Linked DNA regions of Homo sapiens: region 2 is linked to region 1. Evidence: chromatin loops called from intact Hi-C (ENCODE). Cell type or tissue: mammary epithelial cell. All regions are shown on one strand. Each heading gives the region's core, and the rest is flanking DNA. Links, peaks and the distances in the headings are about the cores only. Region 1 holds the start of SOWAHB (sosondowah ankyrin repeat domain family member B). Region 2 overlaps SHROOM3 (shroom family member 3).

The links. Peaks named below come from ENCODE experiments on the same cell type or tissue, not always from the same donor. Only the 100,000 strongest peaks of a DNase experiment are listed, where the experiment ranks them.
Region 2: it touches region 1 in a loop (4-fold over the local background); 7 of 110 quality-filtered maps call a loop at or near these places.

Annotation. Positions count from the first base shown.
Region 1 is chr4:76,895,777-76,901,149 of GRCh38, forward strand. It overlaps SOWAHB (sosondowah ankyrin repeat domain family member B), which reads right to left and starts at 2,368. Exons shown (of 1, transcript NM_001029870.3): 1 at 1-2,368. The coding sequence starts at 2,073. RefSeq lists silencers at 1,719-1,828, 2,089-2,388, 2,459-2,528. In mammary epithelial cell, for the core only: no CTCF peak of the experiment used is centred there; a DNase peak (open chromatin) is centred at 2,475; H3K4me3 peaks cover 2,525 bases; H3K27me3 peaks cover 437 bases.
Region 2 is chr4:76,781,390-76,786,693 of GRCh38, forward strand. SHROOM3 (shroom family member 3) reads left to right here. Exons shown (of 11, transcript NM_020859.4): 11 at 1-1,864. All of the region lies in intron 1 of SHROOM3-AS1 (SHROOM3 antisense RNA 1), which reads right to left. Among named protein-coding and RNA genes, the nearest start is that of SHROOM3-AS1, 18 kb to the right of the region's middle. RefSeq lists enhancers at 114-1,313, 353-1,312, 444-813, 547-841, 5,207-5,304 and silencers at 2,909-2,978, 2,989-3,038, 3,089-3,158. In mammary epithelial cell, for the core only: a CTCF peak has its summit at 3,040; DNase peaks (open chromatin) are centred at 792 and 1,632; H3K4me3 peaks cover 511 bases; H3K27ac peaks cover 3,022 bases.

The DNA of each region.
Region 1 (5,373 bases), core at 191-5,190:
TTGCACTAGCAATTTGATGACCCCCTGGTGGCCGTGAATGGCTGCAAGGTGCAGCGGGGTATATCCACAACTGGACCTCACGTTTACATCAAGGACAATCCCTGCCTTCTTTGCTCCAGACACCAAGTCCTGAAGGGCCCTGAGGTCACCATGTTTGGCTATCCAGTGCAACGCAGTGTACCCAGTCAAAAAGTCTTTGTGCAAGGCCAGTTGAGGGTCCTCCCAGAACAAAGTCCACACCTGAATCCAGGAGCCACTGGCAAGCTTCACAATCCACTCATGCTCCCTGGCATCTAGTGGAACCAGGGATGATTTGTGCTCAGAAGTTCTGTGGGGGGCCAAGGCTGCAGACCCCTCCCCACTGGGGACCCACAGGCTGTGTCGCCAACCCCGCTCGGCCACAACAGCCTTAACCTCTGCAAGTTTTAGTGATAAACCTGCATCAACCCTTGGGCTGGGTGCCGTTCCTGCCTTGGAGGGCTTCCTGGATCGAGGTGGGCGCCGACTTCTTTTCAGCAAGCCCTCATCGAGGTACTCCTCATCAGAGGAGGACAATTTGGCTCTCCCTGCCAGAGAGCTCCTCCTGAGGGACCTCCTTAACTTAGGAACTGGCCAAGGCAAAGGCTTCAGGGGGTGGCCTGCAAGGCCATTAGCCCCTGCAGGGACCTGCTGAGAGATGTGACCATCCCCTCTGTTTCTGAGACCCTGAGGGCTCCGGCTGGGGCTGCCCTCCTTCCGAGATACAGAAAGGCCCCCAGCTGGATTCCTGAGCTTCCCCCTATCTGGGGTTCCCAAGACAACCTGCAGCCCCTCTTCAGAAGCCCCCGGGGAGTCTTTGGGCCCACTGCTGCTCTCCTCACTGCCATCACTCTCCTGGTCCACAAAGTCATCCAGATCTTGGAGGGACAGCTGACAACGAATGCTGCGAAAGACAGTCAATGAAGGGTTCCCCGCCCAGGATTCCCAGGACTCATCCGGAACAACAGGAAAGAGAGAGTGCGAGGAAAGACAGGGGTCTGGCGGCTCTGAATTAGGCTCCGTGGAGCCGGGTTCCAAGGGCAGCTGGAGGAAGTTGTCTGGCAGCACCGACCAGGCGCGGATAGGGCCCTGATCACGGGCCTCGGGCACCTGCGGGTGCCTGGCCACCCACTCTCGAGTGCGCTGCTGCTGCTGCTGCAGGGTCGAATAATGCAGGGAGCTGGGGGTCAGCAGCTCCGGCCGGTCTCCGCGGGGAGCGGGGCCGGGCAGGAGAGCAGGCGGGGAAGCCCTGCTTGTCGCAGCCTCGACGGTGGCGGGAGGCGAGTGAGCCACTGCAGGCACAGGCGCCGGCTCAGCTAGCGCGCCTTCTTCCCGCTCCCTGGAAGCCCCGCGGTCATCCTGGGCAGGCAGAGCCCGTGCCGGCTTCTCCTCCGCGGTGGCCGAGTGCGGGAGTGCGCCGAGCTCTCCCGGCAGTACAGCCAGGTTGTTCTGGAGGCATTCCCAGCAGCAGCGGCCCTGCGTCTTCGCCGCCGCGCAGCTCGCTCTCGCCTGGGCCCCTGCCGCTGCAGCTGCGGGCACCGGCGGCCTCTGTCCGGGACTGCCCTTCGATCCGCCGCCCTTCCCGGGCGCCCTACGGGAGTCGCTGCCCGGGAGTCCATTGCAAGCTGCGTCGGCGGCTCTGGCTGCTGCACCTGCTGGCTCCTCCTCCGGCTCCTTCTCGCGCCGCCGCCGCCTGGGCTGCTGCTGGGGCGGCTCCCCCCGGCGCGCGCCTCGCGGGGAGCAGGGCGCAGCTCCCCCTGCACTGGGGGCGGCCGCGGGCGGCTCGCGGGGTCGCTGCAGCCCCTCCTCCCCCAAAAGGTCCCTGTATCTCCTCTTGAGCACCACGTACTTGGTGCCGTCGGGGTCCTGGCGCACTGCGGCGACCGAGTTGACGAAGCCCTTGAAGAGCTCGCGGCGGTGCTGGTGCTGGCTGGGGGACGCGTCGGGGTCTCGGAGAAAGCTCTTGAAGTGGCTCAGCAAGGCAGCGTTGGTCACGCGGCCCCCAGCCTGGCACAGAAAGTCCAGTAGTGCCTCCTGGCTCAGCTCTCGGGCCATCGCTGCCTTGTCCTCCGCCCCAGAGGTGTCTGAGTCTCGCCCTCCCGGGGCTCTCCCCAGCCAGAGGAAACCCTGGCCGGGCGAGTGTCACCTGCGCCCGGGGCGGCACTAGCCGCCCCCATCAGCCGCGGAGGCCAGCGCTGCCCGCAGCCCGTGAGCGCGCCAGGAGGGCCGTGGGTCCCCTCCGGGTGGCCCCAAGGCTGAGTCCCCGCGGCAGTCTGCGTGAGAGAGGGCGGCTCCGAGGCCGCCCCTGCGCGACTCTAGCCTCTCGCAACGAGTCCTCACAGCGAAAGTTCCCGGGATAGGGCCGAGTCGGTTTCACCTGCGCCCTGGCGGCACCTCCTCCCTGCCTCTGGGGGAAGGGTCAGGCCCGCCTCCTCGTGTCCCTCCGCCCCCTGAGGTCTCCCCCACCCCCTGCCACCCATCCCAGAAGAGTCAGGCCGGAGAGCCAGCCGGTAGGTGAGGTTGGCGGCGAACCGAGCCGGCAGCGAACTGCTCTGCGGCCGGGGAAGTGGAAGGCAGGTAGGCGACCGGCCGTTCCTCTAAGTCTCCGCCACGCAGGAAACAAAAGCGATAGAAGGTCCGTTCCTGTCCTCCGGTGCTTTGATGAGTTCAGGCTGAAGCCGATGGGGGAGGAGGAGAAGCTGCAAGTTAACAGGCAATCTGAGTTATCTTTCTTTATTAACGCTGTAGAGGAGTACTTCAGATTTCTCGAGGCTGTATTGAGGTCCGCAAAACTCACTTTGCATCCAAACTAAATTTTTCTTAATATAGAAATACTTTCTGGGCCGCTTCTCCGGCGCCCCCTCCAAGGGGTCCGAATACATCCAAGTCTATACTGAAAAGAGAAATCACTCTGAAAATTACTACTGGGCAATATTGGTTTGGGACTTTTTCTTTCATACTTGTCTTTCCTTCATACTTGTCTCACATTAAGGTGCTGGAAAAAAAAAATCACTTTGATAGCTTCTTGCCCCCGGCGGCTAAAATGAACTAGGAATTATGTCTCGCCAGTTAAGGTATTTGATGTGTAGCATTAGTTTGCTTTTATTTACTCTAAAATTTGTGAACAGCAGAGATTTGTACAGTGTTTTGTATTGGCTTGGTGAAGTGCTTCCTTTCAGAATGTAAGGTTCAAAATGCAGACTAGAGCTGTCTTTAACAGCACCTTTTCCCCCTAACAGCTGGGATCCCTCTTCCTTTTTCTCTCTCCACATGTTGACCCTTCTGTCTTTGATGTGAGATCCTGGATGTCCCTCACTGTTCCTTATCAGTCCTGTTGACATGCCTGAGATAGTTTTCACTGTCATTATCTCTTTACCTGTTTTAGTTCCAAGCCTTCTCTCATTCTTTTCTTTAACTTGGCCTTCCCATTTCTTTCTGTTACACGACATCCTTGTTTACCTTCGGCCTCTACTGACAGGAAATATGTCTGTTTCTCAGATCCTCTCATGTCCACTGTATTTCCCATTCAAAAACCTCGATTTTCTCCTTCCCTGTAATTTGCCTCTCTTTTCTCATGGACTCTTCTCATCTTTTCACTTTTCCTTTTGCTCTTCTATTTCTGATTACTCATAGTTCCTATACTTCTCGCCAAGAAAGAGTATTGAAAGTATGTGTGTTGGCCCTACAATTGTTGACAAAGACATGTTTTAGCATGGACCAATCTTAGTGACTGCCCTATAGACCACATTAACTGAGCTTGATTTTAAATCCCCAAAAATACCCTAGCACTTTTCCAGGAATGAATCTTTGGTTTTACATTATCTAGGTCAGAAAAAAAGAACTGGAAACATTTTTGTCTATTTTTGGCATTTTCTAGGATCCAAACCCAATACTGGGTTGAGAGAGGGATAGTGGTTTTCACTGATGTCTCTACATAACATCAAGCCTTTAGGATAGTTTTTAAAATTAAGGTTTTGTATTAAATTTCAGCTTTCTTTTGAGTTTATTTGCTGGTATAGAGTCTTGTTGGGACTGAGTAAGGTGAGTCCATACCTAAGGCAGGAGGAACACCAAATGAAAGACTCAAGTGGGCATTTTAGAATGGCAAGTGGAAAGAATCCCTCTTTGCTACTTTTTAAAACATCTGGTTACAAAATAAGGGGCTAACTGCAAAAGAGAGCCATAATATGGACTGAGGTTTCGACTCAAAGGAAATAAAAAGACTAGAGTGAAAGAAAGTGGAGGGCCAGGTGAGGGGAGATTATAAAGCATCTGTTTGTTGAAATCAGATCATTTTTAGTTGAGGGTGGAATTAATAGGATTGGAGCCAAAAAGAAGAAAAAAAAATCTGATTGCTTTAGATTTCTGGATTCCCAGGTACTTTGGTGTCCAGACCTTCTCCTCTCTCTCTCTCTTGTCCCAGGATAAAGAGGTGGTTAATTGGAAAGCTCTTTACATTATCTCAGGGAGAATTTTCCTGCCTCCCACATATACAGTTCATTATTTCCAAAAATATTTATGAAGCTCCTACATTACCCTGACACTGTTGGAAATGGGTATAAAGAAGAAAGTGTACTTGAGAATTCACTATTTCTCTCTATTTAGTAAGGAGCAACAAGAGAAATGGCATGAACCTGAGTGCTAAGTGATTTAACAGAGACATGCACCACATACTGGTGAAGTTGAGGGGAGGTGCATAAAGGAAGAACTCAGGCTCAGCTTGGGGGATCAGGACAATTTTCCAGTAAGAGCTAACTTTGGGGCTGGGCGCGGTGGCTCACAGCTGTAATCCCAGCAGTTTGGGAGGCTGAGGCGGGCGGATCACGAGGTCAGGAGATCGAGACCATTCTGGCTAACATGGTGAAACCCCATCTCTACTAAAAATACAAAAAAATTAGCCGGGCGTGGTGGCGGGCGCCTGTAGTCCCAGCTACTCGGGAGGCTGAGGCAGGAGAATGGCGTGAACCCGGGAGGCGGAGCTTGCAGTGAGCCGAGATCGCGCCACTGTACTCCAGCCTGGGCGACAGAGCGAGACTCCGTCTCAAAAAAAAAAAAAACAAAAAAAAAAAAAACAAAAAAAAAAAACAAACAAAGAAAGAAAAGAAAAGAGCTAACTTTGAGTAAAAAGGTGAGAATAGGCTTTAAGGCAGAAAAAACATTGGTGCGAAGGCAAAGAGCTGGCTTAGCATCGCTATTTGGGGAATGAACTGCCAATAGATCTGCTTGGCCTGTTTGGCTTTAAGGAAGACGATGTGTGTGGATGTGCTGGAAAGGGAAAAAGTAGATGGGAATCAGAAGATGAAGGGCTTTGGGGGCAGGGGCGGCTTGGAAGAATTTTCCCAAGGGTAGCAACCT
Region 2 (5,304 bases), core at 1-5,000, 110 kb before region 1:
AGTGCTGGGATTACAGGCATGAGCCACTTCACCCAGCCACTTTTCTAATTTATAGACATAAAAGTAATTGACTCCCACAGCACAGTAACAGGCAATGCTGCTTGGCATGCCACAAACATCTGAAAGCTTGTGACACTCCTAGGATTGTGTCCATTCTTTCATTATGTGGAAACTTTGTTCTGTTATGTGAAATGGGTAAGGCACCAAGTGAGACTTTGAAATCTAATTTTTAGGTGGATGTGATATTTATTGTAATAGGACTTGACCTCTGTACTTTAAAGAAATCACTAACCAAATTTTCAAAGTTTCCTTTTAAATGCGTTTAGCTAGAAATCTATGTATTTATCCCTTTCCTATTTTGCATTCTTCTCCCACTATTTTTAAAAACTCATTTACAGTAGAAACCATTCTTCTTTCTCCCAACAGTATCCTTTGCCAAGACCATGAGAACAGTAAGGAGCATGTTGTTGGTCAGGGTTTCAGAATACGCGTGATGTCACTGAGAATGTTTGCTCACAGTCAATAATTGTCTTTGTGGATGTGATAATTTTGGAGATACACTTCTGGTCAGAACTCAGGTGAGATAATCTTGCAATACTCCAAATGCAGATACTCCAGCCACCCGCAAGGTTCCAGGAAAGGACAATGTCCTGCGAGAAAATCAGGAGGCCTCCACTTCCTGGGCCACTTGAGAAGTTCCTGGGCATGTCACTACATGTTGGTTGACTCAGCCATTTCTCATGCTGTTTTGTTTCTTGCGGTGGCCACTTAACCCCAAAGAATGAAGGGAGGATCCACAGTGAAAGTGCCTGAGTTTCTCTATGAGACCAGATGCTGTCGAAACCAAACATCTTTTCCTTTGCTCTATGGGAACATTTTAGGGTTTGTTTTGCACAGCTGGTTTCCAGACTAGAAGATTAACAAGTTTGGGTCCACCCCTAAGAATCAGTGGCTGTCTTTTAAGGTGAGGAGTGTGGGCTTAACTGAGGTCCTTTGAGGGAGCTATAAAGGAGAAACAACCTGGGACATCCCAGTTTTCCTATTCCTCCACTGTTAATATCTCATCTAAAATAATTCATGAGTTTAAATGGTAAATATATGCTTTAAGCTCTACCTTTAAACTTGTATGTTATTCAGGCATCTCTTATTAAGATACTGGGTCTCTGGATACCCAAGGAAATGTTGGCTTTTTATTCTTATGTGGTTCCAAATTTACTTCTCTTCAGTTTAATTGTCCATGGTAGTGCTGGCTTCATTGTTAGGTTGGAGTTATTATTTTCCTTTTAGAACAACATGAATTTTATTCACCTTACTATTAGAAAAAGGAATAACTACAGCCAGAAATAACTTCATTTCCTACAAGGTATAAAAAGTGGTCAAGTGAATGTGAAGGGGCTTTTCTACACAGGAATATATTATCGGGAACAAAGTATTTCCTGCTGCCTTAACTCTTTGGGATGCATAGGATAAAATGATAAAGACCATTTTAATATCAGAAAGGGTTGTCTTATTAATTTTTAAATAAAACTTCACATTTCTTAATGGGGAGCTCATTCAGAAACTAAATAATGGTTTCTCAAAGTGTGGTCAGGATACGATCTGCATCAGAATCCTTGGAATGCTTGTTAAAAATACCAATTGCTATGACAAAACCAAGTCTGCTGGAAACTGCATTTCAGCAGGTTTCCCATGTTATTCTGATGTATTTTAACATTTGAGAGCCACTACCAATCATCTGTACAGTTCCTACTGTTATGATCACAATAAGACTAACATGAATTTAATAATCTGAATAATTTTTAAAATTTAAATAAACAGAAATTGAAGTTAAATTTAAAAATAAAAATAACCTCAGAAGTTGAAAGTCCTGTCATATTTATTCTATTAGCTATATAAGTTTATACTGTCTCCACTACTTTTATATAATCCCCAAGGTTGTGATACAGATTTTGTTCCCTGTTTACTCTTTTTTAGATCTGTTTTAAACAAGTTATGCACTTATTCAGATTTAATTGCACTAATTATTTTTCCTCAAAAGGAATCAGTTTTATCACACATTGCCAGTAATTTTAAGTTCTGCCCTGACTGAAATTAATCAACTGGCCTTTTCAGTGGGAACTTTACTGATTTAGTGGGAATCAGATTCCTGTTGCTTCATCACAAATGTTATCCTACATATGAGTTAGAACCTCTCCTTGGTGTGGATTTGACAATTTAGCTAATGAAACAAGACTGTGTTCATTTTCTTTGAGAAATGAAAGCAGCTGTCACCCAATTTTGAAACTCTAAAATCAAAATTAGGCAAGAAGAAAGTTGTGAATGAAAAAACTGGCTCATTGATTCCTACTTCATTCTATAAATTATTCTCTAGGTGGAAAGGCAGCTGTATTTCTTGCTTAAACACTGGTATTGCTATTGCTTTACAGTAGGTTGAACAGGGGAAATATTTATATAAAGAGTTATTAAATTCTGATAAACGAGTGACTATAGGACATAAGGAAATTCTCTCTGGTACCCTAGAGCTAAGGAAGAGTACTCAAGGAAAGACAAACTGGGAAAGAGTCCCAAGCCTGAGGTTCAGACCTCCTTGGAGAACTGAACTCGACCCACATAGCAGGGAAGTTAGCTGGTTTGCCCAGGCTGGAACTGGTCTGCAGTCCCTGAGCGCATAGGAAGCAACCCTCCAGAGTGCAGGCTGGGTCAGTCCACCAGCAACCAACAGCCTGGCTGTGCACAGAGTGGGGGCCTGCAGCAGGCGTGGCTGCCCAGTGGGAACCCTCCAGGTCACAGGTGATCCTCACAGGATCTTCAGAGAGTGAGGAGCCAGTGTTGGCAGAAGGCCTTCCGGGCACTGATGCAGCAGGAATCTTTCAGGGCTCAAGTTTGTAATCCACAGGCCCAGGAGAAGGTTATGGCCAGAATGAGGCTTCAAGGTCCCAAGGCACCACCAATTGTAGGCAGTGGTTGGAAGAGAACTCCATCAGATGTCCTCACACCCATACCACTGACCCATAAGGCAGCAGCCACAAAGGGCCCCAACAGCACCCCCTATGGAGAGAGCTTAACATCGTGCTGACTGTAAAAGATGCTTAAAAGGACCCTGCCCATTACACAGACACTTGATTGAAGGGTTATTCCAGAGCTGAGCCAATAAATTGATAGCCGTCACAGACACATTGTTCTACATATATACCCTGGCATTATCTTCTGATACCACATGTAATTTTATAGTTGCTGATTCTGTAAGAACCATTTCTCAGATAATAAAACAGTGCCTATAAAATGGCCAACATATCTCTTGAAGGAGGTGTCAAAAGGAAAGCAGTTTCTCATTTATGTTTTCTTTAAACATGCTCCATACACCTATATTACTCAAAGTATCTAAATCAATAGATTTAGATTCAGGCCGATTTAAGAGCATGTCTAAGGTTTGTTTCTGTTGAGGTCTCTCTCTGCCTAGCTCTGCCTCTGTATACCTCTGTATGTGTCTACGTCTCTCTTGGTGTGTCTCCACATATGTTTTTCTCTATCTCAACATCTGCAACTGTCATACTTTCCTGTTCATTTATTCCCAAAATGATTCATATTTATACATTAAGTTCAGTGGTGCAATCATAGCTCACCACAGCCTCGAACTCCCAGGCTCAGGCGATCCTCCTGCTTCAGCCTCCCAAGTAGCTGGGACCACAGGCATGAGCCACCACACCTGGCTAATTTTTTAAAATATTTTTGGCAGAGATGGGGTCTCCCTATGTTGCCCAGGCTGGTCTCAAACTCCTGGGCTGAAGCAATCCTCCTGCCTCAGCCTCCCAAAGTGCTGGGATTACAGGCATGAGCCACCATGCCCAGGTGTTTTGTTTGTTTGTTTTAATTTGAAAGAAAAATTAAGAATCTCACCTCATTTTAAATTTTAATAAATATAAAGAAGATGTTGCAATATTGTTTAAATATATGTAAGAGTGAATGAGAACTATTCCTCATCTCTAATTAGAACAGAATATAGGAATTGGCTTTATTTTGTAGTAATAAAAATTGATTTGATAAAAAGGAACAATTCAAAGGCAGCTCATGGATACGGAAATGAGAATTTTAAAAGCCCATCTTCCCTCAAAGATTAAAAGAAAAAAAAGAAATAGAATACCTAACCTTGTATGCAATGGTTTAGAGCAGATTTATTAAAAGGCAGGGAGGTAGTCGGATGTCTCCTTCCAGTGAAAGTAGATAGGCAGAAAAGGAACTTAAGCTTAGGATAAAAAGAACAAACAACATCTTCCAAGTTGCCTCAAAAGGTCAACCTCAGTTTGATAATGTATCACTCAATGTGTTTTTTGTTTTTTTGTTTTGGTTTTGTTTTGGTTTTTTGAGACAGAGTGAGCCCGTAATCCCAGCCCTTTGGGAGGCTGAGGTGGGTGCATTATTTGAGGTCAGGAGATCGAGACCAGCCTGGCCAACATGCTGAAACCCCGTCTCTACTGAAAAAAAAAAAAAATTAGCCAGGTGTGGTGGTGCATGCCTGTGGTCCTAGCTACTCTGGAGGCCAAGGCAGGAGAACTGCTTGAACCCAGCAGGCGGAGGGTGCAGTAAGATGAGATCGCACCACTGCACTCCAGCCTGGGCAACAGAGTGAGACTCTGTCTCAAACAAACAAACAAACAAACAAACAAAACAAATTGTAAGTCCTTCTTGCAAATGTTGGTTAAAAGCTAACTAAGGAGTAATGTGCTTAGGAAGAAGAAACTAAGAAAATCAATTTACGGTGTGGTTAAGTAATGTGCCTCTACAGGTAGATGAGAGAGACGCATGTGTAGGAAGGGAGGTACAGCAGGAAAACTGTGTGTTCATCATGACTCTGGATGATTAAATATGTGCATTCACACAGGTAATTGAGAAGATATATGGTATGTCTGCTAACAAAAGTAGAACTACAGCTCTTCAGATCATATTGATCAGAAATCAGTAGAAAGTACCAAATAAAGACTTCTATCTACAGGAGATTCGTGGCATTGAGCAAGATGGCCAACTGGAAGCCCCTGGTGCTCGTCTCTCTCACAATGACAACCAGAACAATGAATAAACAACTACATTTTAACAAAAATAAGTGAGGGACGGTGCATCAGAGAAGTAACAGAAACCCCAGTGAGCAGAGAAATTCAGGATGGCCAAAGAGAATGGAAGGAAATCCTGGGCCTCTATTGCCCTGTCCCCAAACTGGGACTAGCTGGGAACCAGGAAGAACTTCTTCTTATGGTGAGGAGGTAAGAGGATTCCATAAATCCCCATCAGCACCTTGGATATCTACAAACC